2 separate regions of the Homo sapiens genome follow, and region 2 is linked to region 1. Evidence: read pairs that join two places in POLR2A ChIA-PET (ENCODE). Cell type or tissue: HepG2. All regions are shown on one strand. Links, peaks and the distances in the headings refer to the core of each region. The heading gives the core; the rest is flanking DNA.

Region 1 (15,398 bases), core at 4,824-12,823:
AGCACCAGGGCCTCCACTGTGGAACAGCTGCTCAAAGGAAGGGCCCAGAGCCAACAGCGACAGGCAGCAGCCATGGAAGGCCAGGTGCAAAATGCCAGAGGTGACAGAGGAGACTGCTGACTGAGGTGCAACTCCATGCCCTTCTCCAAGAAGAATAGCTCCAGTGTCCACAACTGTGTGTCCCCTGCAGCCCCTACTGTATTTATAACCATCTGCTCCTACCACGTGCCACCTCACACATTAGTGGCACTTATTTGAATACTGCAAATTACTATATTAATCTGTAAGCTTCTTGGGTATCAAAATCTCTCACATAACACCTGCTCCAGGTACTTAGGGATCCTGGGACTCCAGGTACCACTCTACACACCTGCTCCAGGTACTTAGAGATTCCAGGAACTCCAGGTACCATGCCACACACCTGCTCCAGGTACCACTCCACACACCTGCTTCAGGTACCACGCCACACACCTGCTCCAGGTACTTAGGGATTCCAGGGACTCCAGGTAACATGCCACACACCTGCTCAGGTACTTAGAGATTCCAGGGAACTCCAGGTACCATGCCACACACCTGCTCCAGGTACTTAGTGATTCCAGGGACTCCAGGTACCATGCCACACACCTGCTCCAGATACCACTCCACACACCTGCTCCAGGTACTTAGGGATTCCAGGGACTCCAGGTAACATGCCACACACCTGCTTAAGGTACTTAGAGATTCCAGGGAACTCCAGGTACCATGCCACACACCTGCTCCAGGTACTTAGTGATTCCAGGGACTCCAGGTACCATGCCACACACCTGCTCCAGATACCACTCCACACATCTGCTCCAGGTACTTAGGGATTCCAGGGAGTCTGGGTACTGCTCCACCCACCTACTCCAGGTACTTAGGGATTCTGGGACTCCAGGTACCTCTCCATGTACTTGCTCCAGGTACTTAGAGATTCCAGGGACTCTGGGTACCACTCCACACACTTGCTCCAGGTACTTAGGGGCCCTGGGGACTCCAGGTACCACACCACACACCTGTTCGAGGTACTCAGGGACCCCAGGTACTGCTTCAGTTTCTTAGATAATGCTAAATGCCCTAATTTCTTAACAGTTCACTTTCTCCTTTCCTCCCCAAGCCAAACTCCCAATCAATATACATCCATCTCTACTAGGTGCAAGACACTGTTCTGGACACAGGAGATGCAGGTGTGAACAAGACAGACAAGGTCTCTGCCCTTATGGAGCTGGTGCTCCCATGGAGAAGAGAGATTAAAAACAAGCCAACCAATGCATCAGATTATCTCATGGGACTAAGAACTCGGAAAGACACAGGGCGGAGCACCACAGTAAGTACTGATTGGACACCTTTTCCTCAACGAGGTGACATTTGAGTCATGGCCCAAATGTTGAGAAGCCACATTCAAGGAAAGAGGAAGCTGGAGGTGAGGGACCCATGGAGAGTGGCCCGCGGAGTGAGGGGAGAGGCCCTGGAGCTCACAGCTCAGAGGTCATTGTTAATGGGACGCAGCTGCAAGGTGCAGGGCGTTGAACGCACAATACTACTATAGCTGTTGGATTGCTTTGCTCTTCATTAGGGACCTCCACAAACATTACCTCATTTTCATTTTGCTCCTCACAACAGCCCTGGGAGTTTGAACAAATGAGATTCAGGAATTGACGCAGTCCACATTATCAATAAATAAAATGAACCCTCATAGCCCTCTCGATCTGTAGTTTTTAAATGAGGACACTTCTTTCAAAAGATTTGCTTCACTCTAAAAAATCCTATGAAATTAGTGTTTGTCTGTAATTAGGGCAGTTGCAACTGAACATCACAGCATCAGCTATTGTCTGTTTCCGAGCTCAATAATAGACTGTTCGGATTTGAATAAGGCCCACTTGCCTTGGTCCAAATGGCAAGATTTATGTTAAATTGAATTTTGGAGGCTGCATTCGTGTGTGACAGTTGACAGGGAAAAGCAGCCAACGCAAACAGCCCTCCCGGCTCCATCCAGCCTGACCCAGTTAGGCAACATAGGGGTGACCACAAACCTGAACACTGGCGACAAGGGGCAGGCACCCAATGGGCTGTAAGTAAGGGCACCAAGTCCCTGGAACCCAAGAAGGCTGCACCTACGAAGGAAAAGCTCAAATGACAAACGCCAGAATAGACAGACACCCCATCACGGCAGCCTGAGCCCAGCTTTGTTCTTAAGGCCTACTTCCAGGCTTGTACAAGAAATGGCGAGATGAATTTTCTCTCCCAATCTAGTTGCTTACTTGGGCTGTGGCTTGCATTCTCCAGACCCAATCAAACAGCACTGATTTTTTTTTTTTTTTTTTTTTTTTTTGAGACAGAGTCTTGCTCTGTTGACCAGGCTGGAGTGCAGTGGCTCAAACTTGGCTCACTGCAACCTCTGCCTCCCAGGTTCAAGTAATTCACTTGCCTCAGCCTCCTAAGTAGTTGGGGACTACAGGCATGCACCACCACACTTGGCTAATTTTTTTTTTTTTTTTGGTGGAGATGGGGTTTCACCATGTTGCCCAGGCTGGTCTCAAACTCCTGACCTCAAGTGATCCGCCCACCTCAGCCTTCCAGAGTGCTGAGATTAAAGGAGTGAGCCACTGCGCCTGACCAGCACTGATTATTCTTAAAGTCCAATGAAAGGGCCAAGATTTGTGTGCAAGTCTGTACATGCAGGCAGGCGGTGGTGGTGGGATTGAGAGTCTAAGAGGTAAACCTTGCCAGGGGCCAGCGGGGCTTTGTTGGGAAGCACTGCTTTAAATACATAGCAGCAACCACATTCTGAGTACCTTCCATGTGCCAGACCCTGAAAAAGCTTCTCTCACATGAGGTATTTAATTTAATTTTTAAAGTAGTATATTCAATAGCAAGCAAAGATCACCACTACAAGCCAGGCATCGTTCTAGGCATTGGGGAGACAGCAGCAACGGAGAAGACTTCCAAGAAGGCTTGCTTTTGGTGGGACTTCTAAAAGGGGAAGATAAAGACAACATTTAAACAAAAACATAACTTCAGATGGTGAAATTAGAAGCCCTGGGTTGATTCTCAGATACACTCTTGCGGCAGAGACTGCCTAGTTGTTCCCCATTATCGAGGCTCTTCTATAGCAGCAGAACCCCAAGTTTTACCTGCATGCATAGTCACTTAGGACCCAGACTTTATTCTCCCAGCCTCTCTTTCTGCTAGGTGAAGCAATTGACTAAATTGCAGCCAATGAGATGTAAGCTGAAGCCGTATATACAATTTTAGGAAGTGTCCCCTACAGGGACAGGGTGGGACCTTCCTCCCTTTACTTGTTTTGTTTGTTTGTTTTTGTTTTGAGACAAAGTGCAAAGTGTCACTCTGTCACCCAGGCTGGAGCACAGTGGTTTTTTTTTTTTTTTTTTTTTTTTTTTGAGACGGAGTCTCGCTCTGTCACCCAGGCTGGAATGCAGTGGCGCGATCTTGGCTCACTGCAACACTGCAACCTCCCGTTCAAGCAATTCTCCTGCCTCAGCCTCCTGAGTAGCTGGGATTACAGGTGCACGCCATCATGCCTGGCTAATTTTGCATTTTTTGTGGAGATGGGGTTTCACCGTGTTGGCCAGGCTGGTCTCGAACTCCTGACCTCAAGTGATCCACCTGCCTCGTCCTCCCAAAGTGTTGGGATTACAGGCGTGAGCTACTGCGCCTGGCCCTTTCCCTCCTTTTTGCTGCCTAGAATATGGACACAACGGCTGGAGCTTCAGCAGCTATCTTGGACCATGAAGGAAAAATAAACAATTTTGTTTAGTTCATGGTGCTCTGGAGTTCGATTTTTGTTATTCACAGCTGCACCTAATTTTGTTGTCTTTCCTATTAATTGTGTAACTTGGGGTAAAACTGGCTCAGACCTTCTGTTCCCTCAGCTGTGAGATGGGATTGATGATAATGCCTACTTCATATTGCACTATGCTGGTGGCTTTCAAACTTCAGCATGCGTCAGAATCCCCTTGGCATGTTAAAACACAGAATGCTGGGCCCCACCTGAAGAACTTCCGATTAAGTAGCAACCTGAAAACCAGTAAGTCTAACAAGTTCCTAGATGCTGTTGCAGCTGCTGCAGATCAGAGACTACACTGAGGCCTGCAGTCCCTGCAGGGAATGACCTAGGAAGGTCTAAATTGCCCATACAAAGCCAGCGTGTTTGGCTTCTCTCCCATTTAACAAGATTTATGCATCCTGTCAAATATGCTGCCAGTCACCTCTGGCCTCTTCTATGCCTGCTCCTTGGCTTCAGGGACCCTGATCCCCACTTTCTGGAGCAGTGAATCTGATGCAAATGCTGTTTACAGAGGGATCTGTCAGTGGCCCATCCCCAGGAGGGACTTCCATGTGACAAGCCCGGCCTCTGACCCACTCCTCCACTGCAAGGAAATGATCCCCACTCCAATGCGTCACAGAGCAGCCCATCGCATGGGTCATTCCGCAGAAGAACTACCTTCTGGACCCTTCCTTCTGCCACCATATGCCATTCTGCTATTTGCAGAGGTGAGTGGGTAGGGACAGCTCTTCACCAGGGGCTGCCAGACAGTCAGTCAGAAGCATCATTTTCTTACTTAGGATTCCCATGGGAGGCAGAGGGTGAATCTCAAGGCTGGGATCCCTGTCTCCACTGGCCGCTTCAGCAATGCCCAGACCACCGCTCTGCCCAGCGAAGGAGCCTGCCCTCTCCTCCGAAAGGAAGCTCCCCTGCCCTCAGGGAGGAGCCTCCCTCTGGAAGGGCTGCTGCCAGGAGCAGTGGCAGCCCAGGAGGCTTCCCCCTCCCTCATATCCCTCTTGGAAGGGACTGATCCTCCTCTCAGGGCTCCTGCATGCTGGCGACATCCCAAGCCCTGCCCAGGACAGCACCATCAGTGCAGCTCTCAGTCCCCCGCCCCAGCCATTTCCATCAAGGGGGTGGGTATTATCTGTTAAACCGCTGTGCGGCATCAGGCAGGTCTAAGGGGCGGAGATGCACTTGTGTCCCTTAACTAGTGGTTAAGAGGACAGCTCTGATCAAATCCCAGCTCTGCTACTCTTTAGTGACATGGCCTTGTAACTAAGGCCGCAGCTGTGCCTGGCCTGTGGCTGAACCTCTCTCTGAACCTCAGTTTCCTCCTCTGTAAAGTGGGGACAATAGTAGTGCTTATAAATGGCATCAACCAAGGTGCTTAGCTGTAAACAACATAGACCAACTCTGCTCACTTTAGCAGAAGCATTTCTTAAGAGGGTATTGGGTACACACTGGTGCCAAAAGACAGGCATAAGAATAGAATATTCCTAGCAGCACCATTCAAACATCAAATGTCCATTCACAATAGAACAGGTAAGCTGGTTACGGCCCTTCACACCAGACAGCACGGAGGATGGAGAAACCTCAGCTACGTACAGCAGCATGGATGACTCTCACCCACGCTAACTCAAAGAAGCCAGACACGAAAAGGGTGTGCACTATATCATGCTGTTTCTATAAAGCTCAAAAACAAGCAGAACCAATCTAGAAATCTGGTGGTGGTTATGTTTGGGAGGAGAGACCCTGGGAGAGTCTCTAAGGTGCTGGCCCTGTTCTATTTCTTGGTCTGGGTTCTGATTACATGAGTGTGTTTGCTTTGTCAAACTTCATTGAACTGCACACTTAGGATCTGTGATCTTTTCTGTATGTATCTGATACTTCAATAACAAAATTAACTTTGAAAAAAAGCAGAAGGCATGTTTGGTTGCTCATGGATGTGCTGGGAGAATCAGAGAGCTAGGCCTGAAAGCCAGAGTCCAGAACACTGCCCCTAATTTTTTTTTTTTTTTTTTTTTGAGATGGAGTTTTGCTCTTGTGACCGAGGCTAGAGTGCAGTGGCACCATCTCTGCTCACCGCACCTTCCACCTCCCAGGTTCAAGCAATTCTCCTGCCTCAGCTTCCTGAGTAGCTGGGATTACAGGCTCCTGCCATCACACCCAGCTAATTTTTGTATTTTTGGTAGAGACAGGGTTTCACCATGTTGGCCAGGCTGGTCTCGAACTCCTGACCTCAGGTGATCCGCCCGCTTCGGCCTCTCAAAGTGCTGGGATTACAGGCATGAGCCACCGCGCCTGGCCAACACTGCCCCTAATTAAGGCATGGAGCTGTTTCAAGGGAGGAAAAGGTGGCAGGCGTTGCAGCCAGAGGGGCTGGTTCAAATCCCAGCTCTGCCAGTCCTTAGTTATGGGACTTTGGACAAGTCTCTGGATCCCTCTGAGCTGTGTCCTCATCTGTACGATGGGGTGCCAGCCCACAGCTTATCCCACCACTGTCCACACTGGCACTGCCTGTTATCATGCCTGGCAGAATGGATCCCGGATGGTACCTGCCCCTTCACAGCTGAGCTCAGGGTGAGCACATCTGATTGGCCAGCCCTGGGCACATGACCACACTACACCCTGCAGCATGTGGAGGTCAGTGCGAAGCTGGGTGCAGGGTCTGGCTCAGGGGTTCCATGGAGCCCCAGGGTGGGCTTTACCCGCCAAGATTCTGACTTACCTGATCTGGGGAGAGTCTGGAATGTGGCTGTTCTTTTTAAGCTCCCCAAATGATTCTAGTGTGAGTCAAAGTTGAGAACCACTGCCCTGAATCTTTATCTTTGAATCCTGAAAACTTTCTAAAAGGAAAACGATCCCAGAACCTTCAGAGTTTCTGTCCATTCGAATCTAGTACTAGTATACCTCGTTTGAAATTAACCTCATCTAGCGCCATCTAAGCTCAGAAAATGAAGCCATTGTGGGATCATTTGCCAAAGGACTTGTTGACATCTGTTTTTATTCTTTTTTATTTTATTTCATTTTTCTTTTATTTCCTTTTTTGTTTCTTAATCCGAGTGAACTCATAAAGTCTGTTTTTAAGTGGTACTTAAGCAGTTAAAATATGACTCAGTTTGACTCCATTGAAACTGCTTTAAATAATTTCCAAACAAGATGAAGTTAAGAGTAAATAAAATAGTCACGTTTGGGAGCATGAAGGAGCCGGCAGCTTTTGACGGTCTGGTGATCAGGCAGCCACGCAGGACCAGGTCTCGACTGTCCTTGGGTTTTGTGGAGCATTAAAAAGGAATAAGGAAATGGGGTGGAGGAGGTCAGCTAATTCTGGGAACAAAGCTAAGACTGCTGTGACTGGGGACTGGTGGGGTCATCAACTCTTTCTTGGGTAACTTTGGCCATGCTTTTTTTTCCTCTGCAGAGTCTGAAAAGGCTACCTGCTTTAGTTTCCTGTGGTTGCTGTAATCATTACAACAACACAAATGTAATGTCTCACTGTTCTGGAAGCCAGAAGTCCAAAACCAAGGTTTCTGCAGGGGTTTGCGCTCTAAAAGCTTGGGGGGAGGATCTTTCCTACCTCCTCCAGCTTCTGGTGGCTCCAGGTGTTTCTTGGCTTGTGGCCACATCACTCCAATCTCTGTCTCTGTCTTTGCGTGGTCTTCTTGCCTGTGTCTCTGTGTCTTCTCCTCTTCTCTTACAAGGACACTTGTCATTGGATTTAGGACCCACTTGGATGATTCAGGGTGATTTCACCTCAAGATCTTAATTGTATCTGCAAAGACTCTGTTTCCAAATAAGGTCACATTCTGCATTTCTGAGACATGGACATCTTTTGAGAGGGTCATAATTCAGCCCACTCCACCACCTTTGCTCAAAGGATGCTTCTGCATTTAACTTAGATTCAGCATCCTGATTCCACAAGTGTACTTTGGCCTAGCTCTGGATTTCAGATTTGGCAGGGCCGAGGTCCTTGAACCCCAGTGCCCGGGTCAGCAGAGATCATTTACCATGCAGATTCTGAGGGAGTAAGTCTGGGCAGAGCTCAAGGTTCTGCATTTCCAACAAGCTCCCAGGTGATGCCAACAAAGCTGCTGGCCAGGAACCTCCCTCTGAGCAACACGTCTGGTGACTATGGGAAATATCCAGGTCCCACCCTGGTGATCCTGATCCAGAGGCCCATTCTTTCCAGGCAGCTTTCAGATCCCATTCTGAACCGGGGCCGGCAGCCCCTGCCCTGTGCTCAGGAGCAAGGCCTGCAGGCCAGGAATGAGCCAAGCCAGCCTGAGCCCCTAGCCACCTCCTAAGAAGGGTGTTTCCCAGTCCTGAAGTTTGGCTGGGAATTCCAATAGAATCCGTGACCTTTCAGGAAGCATCTACACTCTCCTAGCCCCCTCCCTCTTACATACCACCCCTCAGCCCTCTTTCTCTCTTGCCCTCTGATAAGTTCCCCCTTGGGTCCTCAGACAAGCCACAGGGCCCTGCCAGCTGCCTCCTGGCTGGATGCAACCCAACCTCACCGCATGGTGGGGATGGCCCAGGTGAGGGCACAGAAGGCCCACCTCTGTCTAGCCAGGCCCCACGTCAGCAGGGCTGCCAGCACAGGGACAGCGAGACCAGCTGGGGAACTGGTTATTTCAAGTGGCTCCCAACAAATCATGTCATTTCCTCAGCTGTGAAGACTGACAGCCCTCAGCACTGTGGCAAATGCAAGCCACTCTTTCCAATGATCAGTGTGAGAGGAAGAAAGGGAGACCCCATGGGGGAGAGGAGGCCTCCCCTGCCAGCCTGCATGGGGCTGAGCAGTGGGGCAGGGACAGAGGTGATGCGACCACAGCTGAGTGACTCAGCCAGGGTCTGCTCTCTCACATATGGTGGCCAGGACCCAAGATCCCACCTGTGGCAGGTGTCCCTGAGGGCAGTTGACACCTCAAAATAAAACTTGAGATTGCTCATGCAACCGTGAAAAGGAAACAATTTATTACCATAAAAGAGCCATTTAATGTGAGACCCCAATAGCCTCTGGCTGTCTGTCATCCTGATCTGACGTGAAATGGATTTGATATTATCTGCAAACAACCACACATTCCTTCAGAAGAAAGTCACCTCCACAGAGGATACATGACTTGTTTGTTTGTGGTTGGCTATGGCTTTGACTTTCCCCGCCACGCTGTTTGCCTTGGTTAATGACCAGCCGGAAGTGCCCTGCCTCCTGTTTGGCTGATGAAAACGCTGACCTTTTCAGGAATGATTCCAAACCAGGCATCTGTGGATGACTTACCTCATCCCTTTCATTGCTCCCCACCACACTGCATTCCCCATAAAGGAAGTAGCTATTTTAGGCAAGGGAAAATGAGATGGTGGGACTTTCCCCAAAAGCAGGCTTGTGCCTGATGCAGGGTGGAGGAGCCCCACGCCCTGTGGAAGGACAAACACAGCGTCATCCACAGACGTTGCCCATGGGTCCAGTCCATCCATCGGTGACTTATGGGCAAAAGGGAAGGAAGGAAAGGAAAGAAGATTGGTGAGCAGTGTTCTTTGCTATTAGGCAGAACTGGCCCAGTGGGTGGCAGTCACAGAAGGGGCGGAGACCAGCTCCGCAAAAAGAGTTACTTCTCCAAGTAGTGAGCATCCTGTCACAGAGGTTATATGAGCAGGGGCAGGATGAGGAGACTGTTTTTATTTACACTCTGATAGGAGGAGTAGAAGTGGACCCAGACCTTGAGGAGCCTAAAATTTTTCTGCAGAGGCAGGCGGGACCTGATATGGCAAGTGAACATCAAGGCCTGCCTTGCCTCACAGGGCAGCTGGGGACCAACCCATACGAATCCAACATGCGGAGGAAGCCAGAGCCGGAGCAGGAGGCAGAGACCTGAGGATGGGCTGGAGCCTGTGTGCGGGGCTTTCTGTCACTTGCAGAGTCCTGGCTGGTACACTGAGGAGCACTAGCTTGTATGGCATTCTTTCCATGATTGGAGTTCAACGATGGGAGACCAGGGAGATGGAGTAGTTTGAGCTCCTGGGGAATGATAACATCTGGATCCTGAGAGGGGAGGAAAAGCAAACGCCAGCAATGACATAGGATCAGAAAGGTGCTCAGCATGGGGCTGTCTGTGGGAGGGGCCCAGGTGCTGGCACCTACGTGACTGAGGGCTTGTGGGAGGGGGAGGGAAACTGCTTTGCAACAGCAGGGGACCCAGGTGGGGTATGTGTGGGGTATGTCCCAGTCACCTCAGGGAAGGGGGGCATTGAAGGGTGTGCTCAGGATCCACCTCTTCCCCGAGTTCTCCCTTGATGCAAGCAGCCTAGGATCAGACTTCCTTGAATTCTAGCTCATCTGCCAGGGAGGCACTACTTCAGCCAGAAGACCGCCTGGAGGACTTCATGGGGCTTCAGAACCCAGGGCACTCCTGCCACATGTTATCAATGACTTTGCAGTATTGTGATAGTGTGTGATACCACCCGTCATATGCAGTAACAAGGAGGGAGACTGACCGAACTTTGAAGGCATCCTTCCTGTTAGAATTTCAACTACCTCCATATCTAGTACAGGAGAGGGAAGTAAATGCAGTGGAAATCTGATTTTTTTTTTCACTCTGTTCCCCAGGCTGGAGGGCAGTGGCACAATCTCGGCTCACTGCAACCTCCGTCTCCTAGGTTCAAACGATTCTCCTACCTCAGCCTCCCGGGTAGCTGGGATTACAGGCATGTGCCACCATGCCCGGCTAATTTTGTATTTTTAGTAGAGATGAGGTTTCTCCATGTTGGTCAGGCTGGTCTCGAACTCCTGACCTCAGGTGATCCATCCGCCTTGGCCTCCCAAAGTGCTGGGATTACAGGCATGAGCCACCACACCTAGTCCCTGATTTTGTTTTATCGGCAAATTCACTGTTGAGGGTTGGAGCAGCCTGTGATATCCGTGTGAGTCCATTTGTGAAACTGAAACTTTGTAACAAGAACTAAGATAGTTATTGAGAAGTGCTTTGAAAATGATCCAAGGAAGCTTTCCAAAGTGACTCTGTCCCTGGGAAGGGAGGAAGGGACCACAATATGCCTGTATCAGATTTCTACTGCTGTGTAACAAATGACCCCAAAACTTAGTGGCTTGAAACAACAATGAACATTTATTATTTCATAGTTTCTGTGGGTCAGGAATTCAGGAGTGGCTTAGCTGGGTGGTTCTGGCTCAGGGATTTCATGGGGTTGCAGTCAGGGTATCAGCTGGGGTTGTGTCATTAGAGGCTGAACTGGGGCTGGAGGATTTACCTCTGAGGTGGTGCACCCACATGCCTGGCAGGTTGGTGCTGGCTGTTGGTGGGAGGCCTCAGTTTCCCACCACATGGACTCCTCTACAGAGCTGCTTAAGTGTCCTTACAACATGGCAGTTGGCTGCTCCCGAGGAAGTGATTCAAGGAGAGCAAGGCAGGAACCATGTCTTTTATGGCCTAGCCTTGGACATCATTTCTGCAGTCCTACTGGTTGCCAGATGGGTCCTATTCAGTGAAGAGGGGACTCTCCAGGATGTGACTACTGGGGCTCACTGGGCAGCATCTCAGAGCTGCCACCATGCTGCTGCGTGGTTGGCCCATCTGGAACACTTAGTCTTCAGTCACTTGGTTTGATTCAAGAACAAAGAGTTAGAAACTCTTCACCTTTTGAATGCAAGGAAGTAGGCTGACCCCTCAAAGTGTGCCAGACAAGCCATTTTAAGCATAGTTGGGTGAGATGCAAAGAGGAAGCCTGCATATTCGCTGCTTACGTGAAATGTTTGGCGCCTACTCATGCTTTCTATCCACAGAGTCTCACTGATAGTTTGTCAGCCTTGCATCCCATCTGCCCCATGTGGGTCCTGTGAAGCTGCTGGTCAACCTATCCCCTGGCTTTGGGGGAATGCAACCCATGTCTGGCCAACTGTGGTGCCCCATTTCCCAGTCTAGAGTTGTTGGTCCAAGAGGAGGCTCTCTCTTACTCTGAAATCATGAGCTGAGGGTTTACTGTGTATGCCTGAAGCTATCAGACAATGAAGAAAGAAGAGAGAGAAAGAGAGAGATTTGAGCACCTGGGTCCAGCTATGACTGAAGCTAGCAAGACACCCATCTTTGTTCTCTGAAATTATGTAAGAAAGTAAACTCCCTTTTTGGAATTTTGCTTGTTTACTTTTGCTTAAGTTAACTTGAGCTGGAATTTCATCATCACAATTAAAAACATCCTAACAACTTATCCCTTGAAAATCATGTGCTTTGCGCCCAGCCAGCCGCCCCGTCAGGGAGGGAGGTGGGGGGGTCAGCCCCCCGCCAGGCCAGCCGCCCCGTCCGGGAGGGAGGTCGGGGCGTCAGCCTCCAGCCCGGCCAGCCGCCCCGTCCGGGAGGTGAGGGGCGCCTCTGCCTGGCCACCCCTACTGGGAAGTGAGGAGCCCCTCTGCCCGGCCAGCGGCCCCGTCCGGGAGGGAGGTGGGGGGGGTCAGCCCCCCACCCGGCCAGCCGCCCCGTCCGGGAGGGAGGTGGGGGGGGTCAGCCCCCCGCCCGGCCAGCCGCCCCGTCCGGGAGGGAGGTGGGGGGGGTCAGCCCCCCGCCCGGCCAGCGGCCCCGTCCGGGAGGGAGGTGGGGAGGTCAGCCCCCCGCCAGGCCAGCCGCCCCGTCCGGGAGGGAGGTCGGGGCGTCAGCCTCCCGCCCGGCCAGCCGCCCCGTCCGGGAGGTGAGGGGTGCCTCTGCCTGGCCGCCCCTACTGGGAAGTGAGGAGCCCCTCTGCCCGGCCAGCCGCCCCGTCCGGGAGGGAAGGTGGGGGGGTCAGCCCCCCGCCCGGCCAGCCGCCCCGTCCGGGAGGGAGGTGGGGGGGGTCAGCCCCCCGCCCGGCCAGCCGCCCGGTCCGGGAGGGAGGTGGGGGGGGTCAGCCCCCCGCCCAGGCCAGCCGTCCCGGTACCGGGAGGGAGGTGGGGGGGGTCAGCCCCCCACCCGGCCAGCCGCCCCGTCCGGGAGGGAGGTGGGGGGGTCAGCCCCCCGCCCGGCCAGCCGCCCCGTCCGGGAGGGAGGTGGGGGGGTCAGCCCCCCGCCCGGCCAGCCGCCCCGTCAGGGAGGGAGGTGGGTTCAGCCCCCCGCCAGGCCAGCCGCCCCGTCTGGGAGGGAGGTCGGGGCGTCAGCCTCCCGCCCGGCCAGCCGCCCCGTCTGGGAGGTGAGGGGCGCCTCTGCCTGGCCGCCCCTACTGGGAAGTGAGGAGCCCCTCTGCCAGGCCAGCCGCCCCGTCCGGGAGGGAGGTGGGGGGGTCAGCCCCCCGCCCGGCCAGCCGCCCCGTCCGGGAGGTGAGGGGCGCCTCTGCCCGGCCGCCCCTACTGGGAAGTGAGGAGCCCCTCTGCCCGGCCACCACCCCGTCTGGGAGGTGTGCCCAACAGCTCATTGAGAACGGGCCAGGATGACAATGGCGGCTTTGTGGAATAGAAAGGCGGGAAAGGTGGGGAAAAGATTGAGAAATCGGATGGTTGCCGTGTCTGTGTAGAAAGAAGTAGACATGGGAGACTTTTCATTTTGTTCTGTACTAAGAAAACTTCTGCCTTGGGATCCTGTTGATCTGTGACCTTACCCCCAACCCTGTGCTCTCTGAAACATGTGCTGTGTCCACTCAGGGTTAAATGGATTAAGGGCGGTGCAAGATGTGCTTTGTTAAACAGATGCTTGAAGGCAGCATGCTCGTTAAGAGTCGTCACCACTCCCTAATCTCAAGTACCCAGGGACACAAACACTGCTGAAGGCCGCAGGGTCCTCTGCCTAGGAAAACCAGAGACCTTTGTTCACTTGTTTATCTGCTGACCTTCCCTCCACTATTGTCCTATGACCCTGCCAAATCCCCCTCTGTGAGAAACACCCAAGAATTATCAATAAAAAATAAATAAATTAAAAAAAAACAAAAACAAAAACAAAAAAAACAGATGTGGAAAAAAAAAAAAAAAAAAAAGAAAATCATGTGCTTTGTAGCAGTAACAAACAAATGAAGAGCAGATTTTCACTTGATTAAAGCCTGACCAGACCAATGATCCATACCCTGCTGTCTGCGGCCTACAGAAACCGCCCTTCCTCCACCACCAAAGGAAAAAAGATAACACAAATTAGAAGAAACAAACAGACCTAAAGCAAGCCACAGCTGTCTCCTGGTTGGTGCCAACGCGCCAGCATTGAGCTGGCCCTGCCCGGATGGTTTTCTTGTCACCCTGGTTGTCCTCAAGCTCTGTGAGCATAAAGACTGTGTTTTCTGTGTTTTCACAGCCAACTTCATATAGGAGTTCACAAGCAGATATTCAAAAGTGGCTCCTTAAATAGACTAAAACGCATAACGCTTGCTTTTAAGTTAATAGCCAATGTTCAATGAGTCCTATGTTCCAGGCCTGGGGCTGAGTGCTTTACCTGCGATGGCTCACTCAATCACCATGAGTGGAAGGTGGTTTCTATTATTATCCTCATTTTACAGATGAGAAGACTGAGGCCCCAGGAGTTGGCGATTTTCCTAACGTCACAGGCTGCTAGAGCTCATCTGAACGCTAACACCTTTTACTTGTTTATTTCACCCTGAAACATTGACATTGCTGACATGCTATAGGACTTCAATTCCTTTATGATGGAGAAATGAAAATAAATATCACCCCACTACCATCACTAAACACACACACACACACCCCTCTCTCACCGCCCTGGCCAAAGGCCTGAAACCAAAACACGGTGTTCTCTCTGCATTATTAGCCATTACCACCCGTAAGGAACCCAAGCAATGTTTTTCCGAGAAGGCCCAGGGTACAGGGGGTGCCATTCATGGAGAGCTCAAGTGCCCAGCCTGGCATTTCACAGGCCACTTGTGCATGTCTAATTGTCTTTTCTGTGTCAGGAGGGCGGGCTGTGTTTGTCAGAGGCTCATTAGGACCCTGGCCAAGGGGTTGTTTGTGATTTCAGGGCTGGGTGAGGAAAGTGCAGGGTGAGGGTTTCTGTTCCGAATGGACCTCCTGCCGAGCGCTGAGTCAAGGTTGCCAGCCAGCACCAGCCTCCCCTTCCCCCCTTTTTGGTTGGTTTTCCCCAAGCATCTGTTTGTTTTGCTCCTGCAAACAAAAGTCAAAGAGAATACATGGCTCCCAGTGAGTGAAGGAAGCAGATTTTTCTGGTCCTTCCAAAAGCACAGCAAGCCCACCTAGTCCCTTTGTACAGGGGGATTGAGCTGAGTCAGAGCAAAGAATCCCTTCACCTCACATCACTGGGCCAGCGATGCCAGCCAACAAGCCAGGAGATCCTTGTGCATTCCTGTCACAGCTTACCACGAGGCCACCAGGATCCTACTTGGGTCTATGGGTGGTATTATAAGAAATCCTGGTGCTTTGCCTGCAATGAGGGCATCCAGCCAGCAGGTGGACTGTGGGCGGTTTGCACAAGACCAAAAGAGCAAGGCCCTTGAGCCATATCTTAAGCCCGAGTAAATGTCAGCAAGATTGATCTTTTCCAGTCGTGTTTTGTACTATGTTGAACAATCTACATAGAGCAGCACCAAAACAAGGTGACACTGAGAGATTACCAGGCTAAAATTAATTAAAAATAATATATGCTTTCAATTGTGGTGAAAAATGTAT
Region 2 (15,398 bases), core at 2,507-10,506, 76 kb after region 1:
TGCCTCTTGTACTCCTGACACCACAATGGCACTGCAAACAGGCAGGTGGGACCATTAACATTGCTTGTCGACCAAGCATGCTCTTGTCAACCAAGCACTCCTCAATAAGTACTAATAATATAGCAGAGAAAGGTCTCCGCATTGCGGATCTGGTCTGTTGGCAGAAACAGATGAGAAAATTATCAGTTGTGAAGCAGACTGATGGGTGCAGTGCTTCAGGAAAAGCACTAACAGCTAAAACGTGCTGCACCAGGCTCTGTGCTAGGGCGCCAGCAAAAGTGCTCTTACTGAATCCTCTTGACAGCCCTGGAATGTAACACAGAACTTCCCCAGATGGCTCAGAGAAGACATATTTACAAAGTGACTACAGTCACACTTCAGAGATATTGCAAGTTTGGTTCTAGACTGACGCAATAAAACAAATACACAATAAAGCAAGTCACACCAATTGTTGGTTTCCCAGTGCACAAAAGTTATATTTACACTATACTGTAGTCTACTAAGTGTGCAATAGCATTGTGTCTAAAAAACAAAGTACATACCTTAATTTAAAAATACTTATTGCTAAAAATGCTAGTGATCATCTGGGCCTTCAGCGAGTCATCGTCTTTTTGCTGGTGGAGGGTCTTGCCTTGATGTTGAAGGCTGCCAACCGATCAGGGTGGTGATTGCTGAAGGACGGGGTGGCTGTGGCGACTTCTTACAATAAGACAACAATGAGGTTTGCTACATAGATCCACTCTGCCTTTCACAAAAGATTTCTCTGTAGCATGTGATGCTGTTTTACAGCATTTGACCCAAAGAACTTCTTTCACAATTGGAGTCAACCCTCTCAAATCCTGCTGCTGCTAATGTTATGTAATATTCTAAACCCCTTGTTTTCACTTCAACAATGCTCATAGCATCTTTACAAGGAGTAGATTCCATCTCAAGGAATCACTTTCTTGACTCATCCATAAGAAGCAACTCGGCTGGGTGCAGTAGCGAGCACCTGTAATCCCAGCACTTTGGGAGGCCAGAGCGGGCGGATTGCTAGAGCTCAGGAGTTCAAGACCAGCCTGGGCAATGGGCAAAACCCTGTCTCTACAAAAAAAACACAAAAATTAGCCAGGCATGGTGGCAAGCGCCTGTAGTCCCAGCTACTCAGGAGGCTGAGGTGGGAGGATTGCTTGAGCCTGGGAGGCAAAGATTGTAGTGAGCCAAGATCGCACCACGGCACGCCAGCCTGTGCAGAGAGAGACCCTGTTTCAAAAAAAAGGAAGCAACTCTTCATCTGTTCAAGTTGAACAGGTGAAGCAACTGATCATGAGATTGCAGCAATGCAGTCACATCTTCGGGCTCCACTTCTAATTCTCTTGCAATTTCCACGACATCTACAGTGACTTTCTTCACTGAAATTTTGAGCCCCTCAGTCATCCATGAGAGTCGAAATCAGCTTCTTCCAAACTCCTGTTAATGTTGATATTTTTTACCTCCTGCCATGAATTACAAATGTCCTTAATGGCGTCTAGAATGGCAAATCCTTTCCAAAGGTTTTCAGTTTACTTTGCCCAGACCAACCAAAACAATTGCTGTATATGGCAGCTATACCTGTTATGAAATATATGTGTTATGTAATAGGACTTGGAAGTCAAAATTACTCCTTGATCCATGGGCTGCAGAATGGATGTCGTGTTAGCAGGCATGAAAACAACATTCATCTCTTTATACGTCTCCATCAGTGCATTGTCAATGAGCAGGAATCTTCTCTTTCTGAGCAGGAGGTCTCAACAGTAGACTTATAATAGTCAGCAAGCCACACTGGAAACAGATGTGCTGTCATCCAGCCTTTGGTTTTCCATTTCTAGAGCACAGGCAGAGTAGATCTAGCATCATTCTTAAGGGCCCTAGGATTTGGGGATGGTAAATGACAGTTGCATTAGCCCCTAACAAGAGTTATACTATCCTTTTGAAGCTTTGAAGCCAGGCATTGACTTTCTGTACTCTAGCTATGAAAGTCCTAGATGGCACCTTCTTCCAATAGAGTGCTCTTTCATCCTCACTGAGAATCTGCTGTTTAGTGCAGCCACCTTCATCGGTGATCTCCACTAGATCTTCTGGAGAACTTGCTGTAGTTTTCTCCATCAGCACTTGCTGCTTCACCTTGCACTTTTATGTTATGGAGTGGGTTTCATTCCTTAATATGGAGTGGTTTCATTCCTCATGAACCAACCCGTGCTAGCTTCCAACTTTTCTTCTGCAGCTTCCTCACCTCTCTCAGCCTTTATAGAATTAAAGAGAGTTAGGGCCTTGCGTTGGATTAGGCTTTGGCTTAAGAGATATTGTGGCTGGTTTGATCTCTCCAGACCGCTCAAACTTTCTCCATACCAGGAATAAGACTGTTTCACTTTCTTATCATTTGTGTGTTCACTGGAGTAGCATTTTAATTTCCTTCAAGAACTTTTCCTTCGCCTTCACAACTTGGCTAAGTGTTTGGCACAAGAGGCCTAGCTTTCAGCCTATCTTGGCTTTCAACAGGCCTTCCTCACTAAGCTTAATCATTTCTAGCTTTTGATTTAAAGTGACAGACATCAGGTATGGTGGCTCATGCCTGTAATCCCCACACTTTGGGAGGGTGAGGCAGGAGAATCGCTTGAGCCCAGGAGTTCGAGGCTGCAGTGAGCTATGATCGCACCACTGCACTCCAGTCTGGGCAACAGACCGAGACCCTGTCTCAAAAATAAATACATAAAGTGAGAGACCCAAAACTATTCCTTTCACTTGAACACTTAGAGACCATTGTAGACTTATTAGTTGGCCTAATTTCGATATTGTTGTGTCTCAGATAATAGGGAGGCCCGAGGAGAAAAAGACAGAGAACAGCCAGTTGGTGGACTAGTTGGAACATATGCAACACATTAGTTCACTTTCTTATTGGTTTATGGTGCCCCCAAACAATTACAATAGTAAGATCCAAGAGGACTGGCCACAGATCACCATAACAGACACAATAATAATGACAAAGTTTGAAATATTGTGAGAATTACCAAAATGTGACACAGAGACACAAAGTGAACCCACGCTGCTGGAAAAAATGGCACCGATAGACTTGCTGGATGCTGGGCCACCGCCAACCTCCAATCTGTTCTTGTTTTTTTGTTTTTTTTGTTTTTTTTGTTTTTTTTTTGGGACGGAGTCTCACTCTGTCACCCATGCTAGAGTGCAGTGGCACGATCTCAGCACTCTGCAATCTCTGCCTCCCGGGTTCAAGCGATTCTCCTGCCTCAGCCTCCCAAGTAGCTGGGATTACAGGTGCCCGCCACCACGCTCGGCTAATTTTTGTATTTTTAGTAGAGATGGGTTTTCATCATGTTGGCTAGGCTGGTCTCAAACTCCTGGCCTCAGGTGATCCACCTGCCTCAGCCTCCCAAAGTGGTGGGATTACAGGCCTGAGCCACCATGCCCAGCCAAACCTCCAATCTTGTAAAAACAATGCAGTATCTGCAAACAGCAATGAAGCGAAGTGTAATAAGCAGGCCTGCCGGCATTTGCACTGCCCTAGGCAGAGGTAAGGGAACAGCCAAGAGGCGTGGAGGCCCCCAAAGGGCAGCAGCAGTGGGCAGCTACTACCCCCAGGGCTGCCCCATTGTGACCCTGTGAGAGGCCGGTCCCAAGCAGATACATCCCCCTCCCTCCCATCCCCAGTCTGTGCTGGGAAGCCAGAGACAGGGAAATGCAGGCTGAAGGGGCAGCATCCAGAACAGCCTGGAGAAGGGTGGAGGCTGCACATGTGGTGAACCTGTGAACCAAAAACTATCTGAGACAGGTCTCAGTCGATTTGGGAAGTTTATTTTGCTAAGGTTAAGGAGCTAAGATGGTGCTATGATCACGCATCCGTGACACAGCCTCAGGAGGTTCTGACAACAAGGTGGTCAGGGCACTCTTGGTTTCATACATTTCAGGGAGAGAGAAGACGTCAGTCAGTATGTGTAAGATGTACATTGGTTCGGTCCTGAAAGCAGGGACAACTCGAGGCCGGGGAGGGACTTCCAGATCATAGGTAGATAAGAGACAAACAGTTGCATTCTTTGGGGTCTCTGATTAGCCTTTCACTGAATACACAATTTACCTGTGAGAGGAGGGTAGAGGAATAGTCACTGATACCTTAGTCTGGCTCAGTGAAACAACAGGGCAAAGGAGGCGATCAGAGGTGCATTTGTCTCCGGTGGGCAGAAGGATGGCTTTGAGCTCTGTCCGTCCCTCATCCAAGGAATTTCCTTGTGGGCAAGTTGTGAGGGAGGTATGTAGCTTTTTTTTCTTCAACTTTTATTTTAAGTTCTGGGGTACATGTGCAGGATGTGCAGGTTTGTTACATAGGTAAACGTGTGCCATGGTGGTTTGCTGCAGAGATCAACCCATCACTCAGGTATTAAGACCAGCATCTATTAGCTATTCATTAGGATAAAGAAAGTGGGCTGGGCCCAGTGGCTCATGCCTGTAATCCCAGCACTTTGGGAGGCCAAGGTGGGCAGATCACAAGGTCAGGAGATTGAGACCATCTTGGCCAACATGGTGAAACCCTGTCTCTACTAAAAATACAAAAATTAGCTGGGCGTGGTGGCGGGCGCCTGTAGTCCCAGCTACTCGGGAGGCTGAGGCAGGAGAATCACTTGAACTGGAGGCGGAGGTTGCAGTGAGCCGAGATCGCGCCTCTACACTCCAGCCTGGGCGACAGAGCGGGACTCCGTCTCAAAAAAAGAAAGAAAGAAAATGTGGCATGTAGGCTTTTTTTTTTTCAATCTTTGTAGCCATCTTATTTAGGAATAGAATGGAGGCAGGTTTGCCTGACACAGTTCCCAGCTTGACTTTTCCCTTTGGCTTAGTGATTTGGGGATCCTGAGATTTATTCTCCTTTCACAAACCTTATTTTATAAATGAAGACATAAAGATGGCCCAGAGAGATTCAGTAACTTGCCCAGGGCTGCAGAGCTCCTAAGTGTTAAAGAAAGTGTCAAAGAATGAGCAGGCAGCCACCATGCCTAACAGCCCCCAGAAACACAGAGGGCTGTGGAGAGATGACTACTCTGAGGGGAGGTTTGGAAATGACTTTTCCCAGAAGCTGAGAGCCAAGGCCAAGTAGGGGTGGAAGGAGGGAGAGAGTGGAGTAAAACTCCAGGTAGAAGCATCAGCTTGTGCAGGAGCCTGAAGGCAGACAGAATGATTGCCACGTGGGGAGCCAGGCGAGTGTGCAAGGCTCCCAAACATTGAATGACCAGAGGTCACTCTTGTCGCCATTTTGGTTTTGGTGGGTTTTGGCCGGCTCCTTTACTGCAACCTGTTTTATCAGCAAGGTATTTATGACCTATATTTCATGCTGACCTCCTATCTTATCCTGTGATGATAAGCTGGTGACTGTCCTCCCCACCAGCTCCCATGTGCACATCTAGATGCAAGGGGCCCTGGGAAGTACGTTTCTGGCCCAGTATGAGGGAGATTCCTCAGACACACAAAGGGTGACTTAGAATGCCTGAACTGTCTGGGAATGCAGCACGGTAGGTTTCAGCCTCATTTTACCCAGCTCCTATTCAAGATGGAGTTGCTTTGGTTCAAACGTCTCTGACACTTCCAGAGCTGTAGAGGTAGGAAGCAGAGTTGTCAGTAAGACTGGGGGATTGGAACTGGGGAGGGAGAGAGGAGACAGGGTGACTGCTGGGCTTCACACTTGGGCAAGGGGAGGGATGTTTCCGATGGAAACAGAGGAGGAGTAAGCTTGGGGAGGAGGCAGGTATCAGTCAAGGTTCCTCCTTGCAACCCATGCCAGGCAGTTTAGGCATGTGAAGGATTAATGAAGGATAGAGTCAGCTCACAGGGTCTTCAAATGGCCCGGAGGGCAGGCCTGCAGCCAGAGGTCCATGCAAATCCCAGCCCAGAAGAGCATACCACCAGCACTGGGGCCAGATGCTGTGGTTGCCACTGGACCCTTGGCGTCTCAGCAGCCACCTGGCCAGGGCGGCTCACATGGTGTCTACAGATCCTCATGCAGGGCCAGTGACTGTCCTGCCTACCAGCTCCCGTGTGCACGTCTAGGTGCAAGGGGCCCTGGGAAGCACATTTCTGGCCCAGCATGAGGGAGATTCCCCAGACATACAAAGGGGTTCAAAAATGCCAGCCAGCCAAAAATCATGACTGGTGTTGACCAGACGAAAGAAGAGGCAAGTTCCACGTTGGCCCCATAGAGATGGAGGGGCCTGCAAGACCTCCAGGTGGAACGATTCAGTATTTCTAGGTGCATATACAGGAGAAGTCTGAGCCATGCCATCTAAGCCATTTTTCCTGGGAGATTTTAAGCAAAGCTTAAAATTACATGATGTTCTAACCCTCACTCAGGCCCTGGTTAAAAAGTATTGTGAGGCTCGGGTTTTGTGGATTTAGGAAATTGTGTATTCAGTTGTGGTCTGATTGATCTATTTTCTTTACTTTAAAAAAAAAAAAAAAGGGGCCAGGCACAGTGGCTCATGCCTGTAATCCCAGCACTTTGGGAGGCCGAGGTGGGTGGATCACTTGAGGTCAGGTATTCAAGGCCAGCCTGGCCAACATGGTGAAACCCCATCTCTACTAAAAATACAAAAATTAGCTGGGTGTGGTGGCACACACACCTGTCATCCCAGCTACTTGGGTGGCTGAGGCACGAAAATTGCTTGAACCCGGGAGGTGGAGGTTGCAGTGAGCCAGCCACTGCACTCCAGCTTGGGCGACAGAGTGACACTCTGTCTCAAAAAAAAAAAAGTTAGTCATGATTCACTGGCGTTTGGGTTTCAGTTGAGCTTCAGAAATTCAAATATTGATTCTTGGAGTCACAGAATTTCTCATGTGGGAAGAATCTTAGAGGGCCCCATTCATAACACAGAATTCACCACACGAAGGCCAGGGACCAGGGTGGAAGGGGGCTGGCACGGCGTGGCCCTCAGAGAGCCTGGACATGCAGACTTGGCTCTGCCTCTGAGTTTGTCTCCTTGTGTGTAAAATGTGGGTGAGAGTCCTCCCTCTGTGAGCTGGTCAGGATCTAATAAAACAATTAAAAGAGAGAGAGAGAGACAGAGAGAGAGACAGGGTATTGCTCTGTTGTCCAGGCTGGAATGCAGTGGCACAATCATAGCTCACTGCAGCCTCTAACCCCTGGGCTCAGGCAATCCTCCCACCTCAAGATCCCAAAAAGCTGGGACTACAGGCACTTACCACCATACCCAGATATTTTTTTTCTAAACTTTTTGTAGAGATGAGGTCTCACTATATTGACAAGGCTGGTCTCAAATTCCTGGGCTCAAGCAATCCTCCTGCCTCAGCCTCCCAAAGTGCTAGGATTACAGGTGTGAGTAGTTCTTTAAATCTCTGGCAGAATTCATCAGTGAAACCATCAATCCAGGACTTCTCTTTGTTGGGAGGTTTCTGATTACTGAGCCAATTTCCTTCCTAGTGAGGGGTCTATTTGGAGTTTCTATTTCTTTGTGATTTAGTTTTGATAGTTTGTGTATTTCTAAGAATTTCTCCATTTCATCTAGGTTATCCAATTTGTTGGCATACAAGTGTTCATAGCGTTTTCTTATAATCCTTTTTATTCCTGTAAAATCAGTAGTAATGTCCCTACTTTAATTTCTGATTTTGATAATTTAAGTTTTTTCTCTTTTTTTTCTTAGTCATTCTTGTTAGTTTTGTCAATTTTTGTTGGTCTTTTAAAAGAATCAACTTTTGTTTCATTGATTTTCTCTATTGTTTTTCTATTCTCTATATTATTTATCTCTGCTCTAATCTTAATTATTTCCTCTCTTCTGCTATTTGGGCTTATTCTGTTTTGTTTTTGTTTTTGTTTTCTAGTTCCTTAAGTTGTAAAGTTAGGTTGTTGATTTGAGATCTTTCTTGTTTTTCACCATAAGCATTTTTTTTTTTTTTTGAGACGGAGTCCCGCTCTGTCGCCCAGGCTGGAGTGCAGTGGCGTGATCTCGGCTCACTGCAAGCTCCACCTCCCGGGTTCATGCCATTCTCCTGCCTCAGCCTCCGGAGTAGCTGGGACTACAGGCACCCGCCACCATGCCCAGCTAATTTTTTTGTATTTTTTTAGTAGAGACAGGGTTTCACCATGTTAGCCAGGATGGTCTCTATCTCCTGACCTCGTGATCCACCCACCTCGGCCTCCCAAAGTGCTGGGATTACAGGCTTGAGCCACCGCGCCGGGCCTTCCCATAAGCATTTAACAGGTCGAAAATTCCCTTTTAGCACTGCTTTTGCTGCATTCCCCAAGCTTCAGTGTGTTGTTTTTGTTTTTATTCATACCTCTTTATTTTTTAAAAGTCATTTTATTTTATTTTATTTTATTTTATTTTATTTTATTTTATTTTGAGATGGGGTCTCACTCTGTCGCCCAGGCTGGAGTACAATGGCGCAATCTCAGCTCACTACAGCCTCCACCTCCCGGGTTCAAGCAATTCTCCCACCTCAGCCTCCCAAGTAGCTGGGATTACAGGGGCACACCACCATGCCCGGCTAATTTTTAGTAGAGACAGAGTTTTATCATGTTGACCAAGCTGGTCTTGAACTCCTGACCTCAGGTGATCCACCAACCTCAGCCTCCCAGAGTGCTGGGATGACAGGCGTGAGCCACAGTGCCCTGCCTGAAGTTATTTTAAATCCCATTTGAGCAGTCACTCACCCAGTCAGTGGTGTGGGATCTCCTGCCCTCTCAGACCCACAGAATGAATGAGAGCTTGGCCGTCCAGCACCACGTGGGTGAGTCCTGACCCTCCAGAGAGGAAGTCCAGCTGACATCACCCCAGTGTCTCTTGGCATTCAGCAGCATCAATCCCACAGTCTCCAAGGCCCCCAGAGCCCTGCCTGGCTCAGTCTTGGAGACACCAGAGCCCTATTCCTGCCTTCGCCATCATCTCGGTCAGAGGCCTCTCTGGGATGTCTCCAAGTACCTTTTCTTTTCCATCCCTAAAATCCAAAAACCTGATCGGGAGGGTGTAGATTCTCATCCCAGGGCAGGCAAAGTCCCTCCCTTGGGGGCTTCAAGCATAGGAGCAACTTCTCGGCAAGACTCTGTGCTCCGTCAATCAAAATGCATTTCTGAGCCCTGAGTTATGTGTTTCTATGCTTTTCATCCTAATTCAATTATACGTCTCTTTGAAGCCTCACTTGACTCCTCCTCCTGCAGGGCCTTAGAAGGTACTAAATAAATGTGTCCAAATGGCGGGTGATTAATGCATGGATGCCAGGGGGTCAATAGCAAACAGGGACTGGGGAGAGGAAACACCTCCAGGGACGGAGGACAGACGAGAGTGTGCCCCAGACCCCAGCCCCTCCGGCCTCCCTTCCCTCGCTGAGCCTTGGCAGCTTTGCCTGTCAGCCGTGCCGACTGCCCTACAGATTAGAACGCTGCGCTGATCCCAGCTCTGTGCTCAGTGGCTCCAGTACCTCGCATTCTACCCAGCATGTCATCTGCTCTGTGCACAAATTCTGGGCAAAGCAGGGTCACATATTACAACCAGGGCCCAGAGAGGTCCCAGACTCACACAGCAAGGAAGAGAGCCCCACATCAAACCCTTGGGCTGCTGTCCAGCTGGCAGCCCACGAGGGTCCCTGAGAGCCCGCCTGGGTCTTGGGTTGCTCCCCTGCGGGACATTTCCACAGATGCAGAGCTGCTGGTCACAGCAAAAGAGACGCAGTCCCTTCCCACCAGGAGCTGAGACTCAGGACAGGAGGTCCCGTCCTGGTGTTCTATGCTTTTCCCACCAAGAGGCTCAGCGATCCAAAACGTAAGCCCGGAAGTCGGAAGGGCCAGGGGTCATGCTAAGGCTGTGGCACAGATGACTCCCAAGAGCTCTCTTCCTCATCTGTAAAGTAGGATGCCTCCCCCGCACTCCCAGAGCAGGCAAAGTCTGTTCTCACCAACAGCTCCTCCCTGCAAAGCCAGGGCCTCTGCCCGAAGACTTCCCCTGGCCAAAGAACATGCTGCTGTGTGCCCAGGGCAAGCCCGAGGGCCTGCCTGACAGCTGACACCCCAGGAGCAGCCCTCAACTAACAATTGATGGAAGCAGATGGGTAAATCCCCAGCTCCCGTACCTCTGGGCTGGGATCACCTGAAGCATGCTGTGCACAGTCTCCCAGAGATCCCCAGAAGGACCAAACCCCAGTTACCCACAGCAGTAAGCTTCTCATCCCTGCACCCAGTAATCAAATTCCTTTTCCTTCACCATCTCACTTCTCCACCTCACCATCAGTGCTTCCAGGAATCAGCTTCCAAACAAACTTCTTGCATTCAACTCCACATCTCAGGGTCTCCATTTAGACACAGGAATTGGAATTATAATAAGAGCTAATGCTTAACTGAATGTTCTCGATATCCCAGTCTCTCAACAATAAAATGGGAAACATTTCACTCTTATTATTTGTTTGTATCATGTATCAGTCAGGAGAGGTCACTTTAAGCTACAGTAACAAACAACCCCCAAATCTCAAGGGCTTAATACCACTAAGGTTTGGCTTGATGGGAGTGGTTTCTCTCTTTGCAGATCTTCAGGGACCCACTCAAACTAACATGTTTCACCATCTTAAGACACCCCCATCTCAAAGGGAGGCTTCAAAGTTTGCCAAAGCAGGCAAGAGAGTAGCACACAGGCTTTTCCACCAGGAGTGGCATCGGTCACTTCTGTGCTCATTTCATTGGCCAAGCTACTCCACTCCAAAATCTCAACCCCAACTCTGGACCACAGCCAAGACTTCTGAGAGAAGACCCATCCTTGGGTCTGCACCAACCATCTCTGAGTCAGTTACTACTTCTGTGTAACAAAGCATGCAAAACTTAGCAGCAGAGACAACACTATTGTTTCTCATAATTTTTGTGCCTAAGGAATTACAGGAGGGCTCAGCCAAACAGTCTGTCGTGCGTTTGCGGTTCTGAGCCCCTGGCGGGGCATCTCTTCCTCCTGATGTTTATCTGTGTGGGCTTGTTGGACTTCCTCACAGCATGGCAGCTCGAGCAGCTGGCCTGCTTACGTGGCATTTCAGCAAACCAAGCAGAAGCTGCATTGTTTCTCACATTCTATTGCTCCTCAGCAAGTTACACATCCTCCCAGAATCAAGGGGAGAGACAGAGCCATGTGCAGAGGACATATGGGCTAGACAGATTACTGCGGCCACCACACCCTGCCAAGGAGGAACCCTGTGGGGGTGAACCCTGTGCCACATCCTCGAGGTGCCCCCTCTGCCCCGTGATGGAGAACTGAGAGGCACCAGCGGCCTGCATGACAAACTGCTGTCCCTTGCTGGGACTAGCTCAGAAGTCATGTTGCCTACGTAGTTGGCCCCACCCTACATGTCAATAATGGGTTTTTTTTGGTACTGGTACGTGTTCAGTTAGTATCTGGATTAGAGTACTTGAAAATTGGTGGCACTGAAGGAACTCCAAGTGTCATCAACCACATACATTTACCATGACATTAGATTCCTGCTACAGCTGTGTGAGGTGAGCCAGGAGGGCACTGCCACTCCCCCTTTTAAAAGATGTTAAGGCCAGGCGCGGTGGCTCACGCCTGTAATCCCAGCACTTTGGGAGGCCGAGGCGGGCAGATCACCTGAGGTCAGGAGTTCGAGACCAGCCTCAACATGGAGAAACCCCGTCTCTACTAAAAATACAAAATTAGCCAGGCGTGGTGGTGCATGACTGTAATCCTAGCTACTCAGGAGGCTGAGGCAGGAGAATTGCTTGAACCTGGGAGGTGGAGGTCGCAGTGAGCCAAGATCGCACCATTGCACTCCAGCCTGGGCAACAAGAGCGAAACTCCATCTCAAAAAACAATAAATAAAATAAAATAAAATATGTTAAAACTGATGCCTGGCACAGGTGACCCTGAATGTGAGCTGCAGATTAAAGACAAGGGCTGCCAACTTCTGTTCCCAAGACCTCCCCAACACCTTGCGAAGGGCTTGCAGGAGACCCTTCCTCCTAGTTAGAAAGTGGAGCTTTCCAGGGGAATTAGCCAGATGAAATGAGAAGGAGCAGGTGGGGAACAGAGGAGGGAGCCTGCCCCCACCACACCCATTCCCTGCAGAAAAACGGCTCTTGAATCACCCAAAGTCTAATGAGGGGAATCCAACTCATCCCAACTTCTCTTTTCACATAGTGGAAACGGAGGCACAGGAGGAGAAGGAGGCTGGCAAAGTTCACACAGAGGTAAGTGGCAAAGCTGGGGCCTGACTTGGGTTTCCTGGGACCCTGACCTTGCTGCAAAACGCTGCACCCTCCCGGGGATGGGGACAAAACGCATGTCATCCTGCTTTCCGAACAAAACAGAGGCACCAGGCTTTTACATGTTAAACATTTGGTTTCTTTTTAAACGTTTTCGTCAGCTGTCCTCTGGGCTTTAAAAATAGAGCCAGTCAGACGCAGGCAGGAGCTAAGTCAGGGAGCCAGCCTGAATATTCAGCTCCAGGGTACAAGAGCACCACGAAAGGGCAAAGCCTGATTAATTAACCCATGTCCCCAAGCAGACACAGAGCCGGCGCCTCGTTCCACTTCCTGTGGCTTCCTCCAGGCCTGGGAATCTGGGGAAGGGAGGCCCTGCCTGAAGAGAAGCAGGGTACAGTGTCCAGGCCCAGCAGGACCTAGGCCGAGTCTCTGGGATCTGGAAGAAATGGGTCAGAATTTCCCCAGTGAGGTGAGATGGGCCAGCTACCTTGGGTTTGCCTCTTCCAGGAAGCCCTCCAAGTTTTCAAAGTGCTTCACTTCCCAGGAGAGCCATAGAGAACTACTTTCTCTTTCTTCCTGCTGCTTGGCTCCTTCAAATACACACTTTGCCCCAACCAAGCGGCTGCCCTACCCCTCCCTGGAGTTCAAGGCTACAAAAGGGCTACAGGGTCCTTGACCTTGCCTAACCCTGGGTTTCCCCTCGTTGTGAGATTGGCTGGTTGGTTCTCACAGCTGTTTATTTACCCATCCTGCAGGTGCTCACTCTGTAGGGTGCAGACGAGGCTGAGAAGGGCGGGCTGTCACCTTGAGGGTGTTTATAATCACCCAGGAACAGGGGAACAGGGTGTGTGCATCACTGTGGCAGGAGGCTGATGACCCAAGATGCCATAACAAGATGAAGCCACAGGGGAGGGCCAGGCGGAGACAGGCGAGGCCAACAGAGCCCCTGCCACCTTGCCTGCTCTCTCACCTGCCCCGCCCCTGGCTGCTTGCACAGCCTCATGGACCTGCTCACTCCCTCCAAGGCCACCTCCCTCCTGCCCTGGGTTGTCACGCCCAACCCCCCTCTTCCCCATCACCACCACCTCCCCGGGCTAGCTGATTCCTACTGCTCCTTCATGTCCCATTTAAATCTTCCTCCCTTCCTTAGGAGGTGGCAACGAGTGAGTCAACAAGGAAGGGCTCAGGAGAGGACAGTCCAAGTTTAAGCAGAAGAGGCTCTTTGAGAGACCTGAGACTTAGAGATGCCATGAGAGGGCTGAGCTTGCACACAGGGTCAGGAGGAAGAGTGTCTGGGAGAGGAAAGAACAGGCACAGGAGCTTGGAGGGGAGCAGGGAGGCCCAAGAGGCGGTGCCAATGGACAAACGATGAGGACCATGGTGAGGACTTGGGCTTCTGCCCTAGTAAAGTGTGAGCCATGAGAGGGTTTTGAGCAGAGGAGGGAGGACAGTTGCCTTAGGCTGGAGGAGAACAGACCCTAGGGGGCAAGGGTGGGAGCAGGAGCCAGCTAGGAGCTGACCCAGGGCCACAGTGATGGCGGGTAGATCACTTGAGGTCAGGCATTCAAGCCCAGCCTGGCCGGTGAAACCCCGTCTCTACTAAAAATACAAAAAATTAGCTGGGCGTGGTGGCAGGTGCCTATAATCCCACCTACTTGGGAGGCTGAGGCAGAAGAATTGCTTGAACCCGGTAGGCGGGGGTTGCAGTGAGCCGAGATCGCGCCACTGCACTCCAGCCTGGGCGACAGAGTGAGACTCCGTGTCAAAAAAAAAAGAAAAGAAAAGAAATCTTATTCAGCCACTAAAAGGAAAGGCCAGGCACATACTACCAGGTGAATGAACCTCGACTCCATGATCCTAAGTGGCAGAAGCCAGCCGCGCAAGCCCACAGAGCACCTGATTCCATTTATACGCAATGTCCAGAATAGGTAAACCTATGAATAAGCAGGGTGGCGCAGGGCCTGGGGGAGGGGACAGGGAGTGAGCGCTGGTGGGTCTGAGTGGTGAAGTTCTGGAACAAGACAGTGGTGCTGCTCACACCACATTATGAATGACCACAATGCTACTGAATTGCACATTTTAAAATGGTTCAAATAGTAAATATGTATTTTGCCACAATTAAAAAAAAAATCAGCCCAAGGCACACCACCTGGCCATAGGCTGCATGAAGCCGTCCGGCCGTGCTGGTGCTTTGCAGGCTTCTAGGTGGAAGGGTGCTGGCTCTTCCTTCCTGGGAGTCACGCTGTGGGGAGGAGAAAGGGGGTTTTCTCAGCCATGAGGGGCTGGGGGAGGGCCAGCTGGGCTGCCACAGCCAGGCAGCATGGGGTAGGACCATGGCAGGGGTGTCCGGCCTCTCCCTGGCCCAGCCCCTCAGCCACCCCCAGCTGCAGGACCCTGGGTGAGTGGCCCCCTCTCTGGGCTCCAGATGCCTGTCTCAAAAACAGTGTGGGGCCAGAGAGGGCAGCTCCAGGGGTCTCTCTCTTCTTGTCCGAGAGCCTGGAACCAGATGTCCTCTGCTGACTCATGGGAATGTTGGAACTGCCAGCACAGGCTATCCCAGGACCGTCCCCCGGGCCACAGCAGCCAGCGTCCTCCCCACGCCAGGCCCTCAGACCCCATGTTCCCAATGCTGGGATATATCCCAATGTGTGAGGCAGTGCTTCTTAATATTTCCTGGATCACATGCTTCTTTGAGAATTAGAAAAACCAACCACACTCTTCCCAGAAGAGCACCCTGAGCAGAGTGAAGAGCCCATTTATGACGTGGAGATTAAGAGCAGCTGTGCAGCGTCAGAGGGCCCAAAGCCCAAATCCCGGCCGTGCTGGGACTCACCATGCCTGCGCATCTCAGGTTCTTCCATCTGTGAAGTGGGTGTGTTAATAGCAGCCACCTCAGGGATTAGATGAGATCATTCATGCACATCACTTAGGAGATGCTTGGCACTCAATGAATGTTGGCAAGCCCACACTCTGCAATCTTCCCAAAGAATGCCCCCTCCCAGCCTTCACCTCCCTCTCCCTGCCTCTCTTCTCCCCCTCCCTGCCTCTGTCCTCCCCCTCCCTACCTCTGTCCTCCCCCTCCCTGCCTCTGTCCTCCCCTCCGCGCCTGTCCTCCCCCTCCCTGCCTGTCCTCCCTTTCCCTGCCTCTGTCCTCCCTCTCCCTGCCCTGTTGCCCTGC

The links. ChIA-PET counts read pairs that join two places held together with the same protein. Peaks named below come from ENCODE experiments on the same cell type or tissue, not always from the same donor. Only the 100,000 strongest peaks of a DNase experiment are listed, where the experiment ranks them.
Region 2: POLR2A ChIA-PET joins it to region 1 with 20 read pairs; 2 of 35 experiments call an interaction of 5 or more read pairs at or near these places.

Annotation. Positions count from the first base shown.
Region 1 is chr17:17,439,956-17,455,353 of GRCh38, reverse strand. No RefSeq gene overlaps it. Among named protein-coding and RNA genes, the nearest start is that of MED9, 29 kb to the left of the region's middle. RefSeq lists enhancers at 4,762-5,263, 8,362-9,561, 12,746-13,591. In HepG2, for the core only: no CTCF peak of the experiment used is centred there; DNase peaks (open chromatin) are centred at 7,850, 8,983, 9,423, 11,913 and 1 weaker place; H3K4me3 peaks cover 1,216 bases; H3K27me3 peaks cover 576 bases.
Region 2 is chr17:17,361,499-17,376,896 of GRCh38, reverse strand. No RefSeq gene overlaps it. Among named protein-coding and RNA genes, the nearest start is that of NT5M, 66 kb to the right of the region's middle. In HepG2, for the core only: no CTCF peak of the experiment used is centred there; DNase peaks (open chromatin) are centred at 6,416 and 6,836.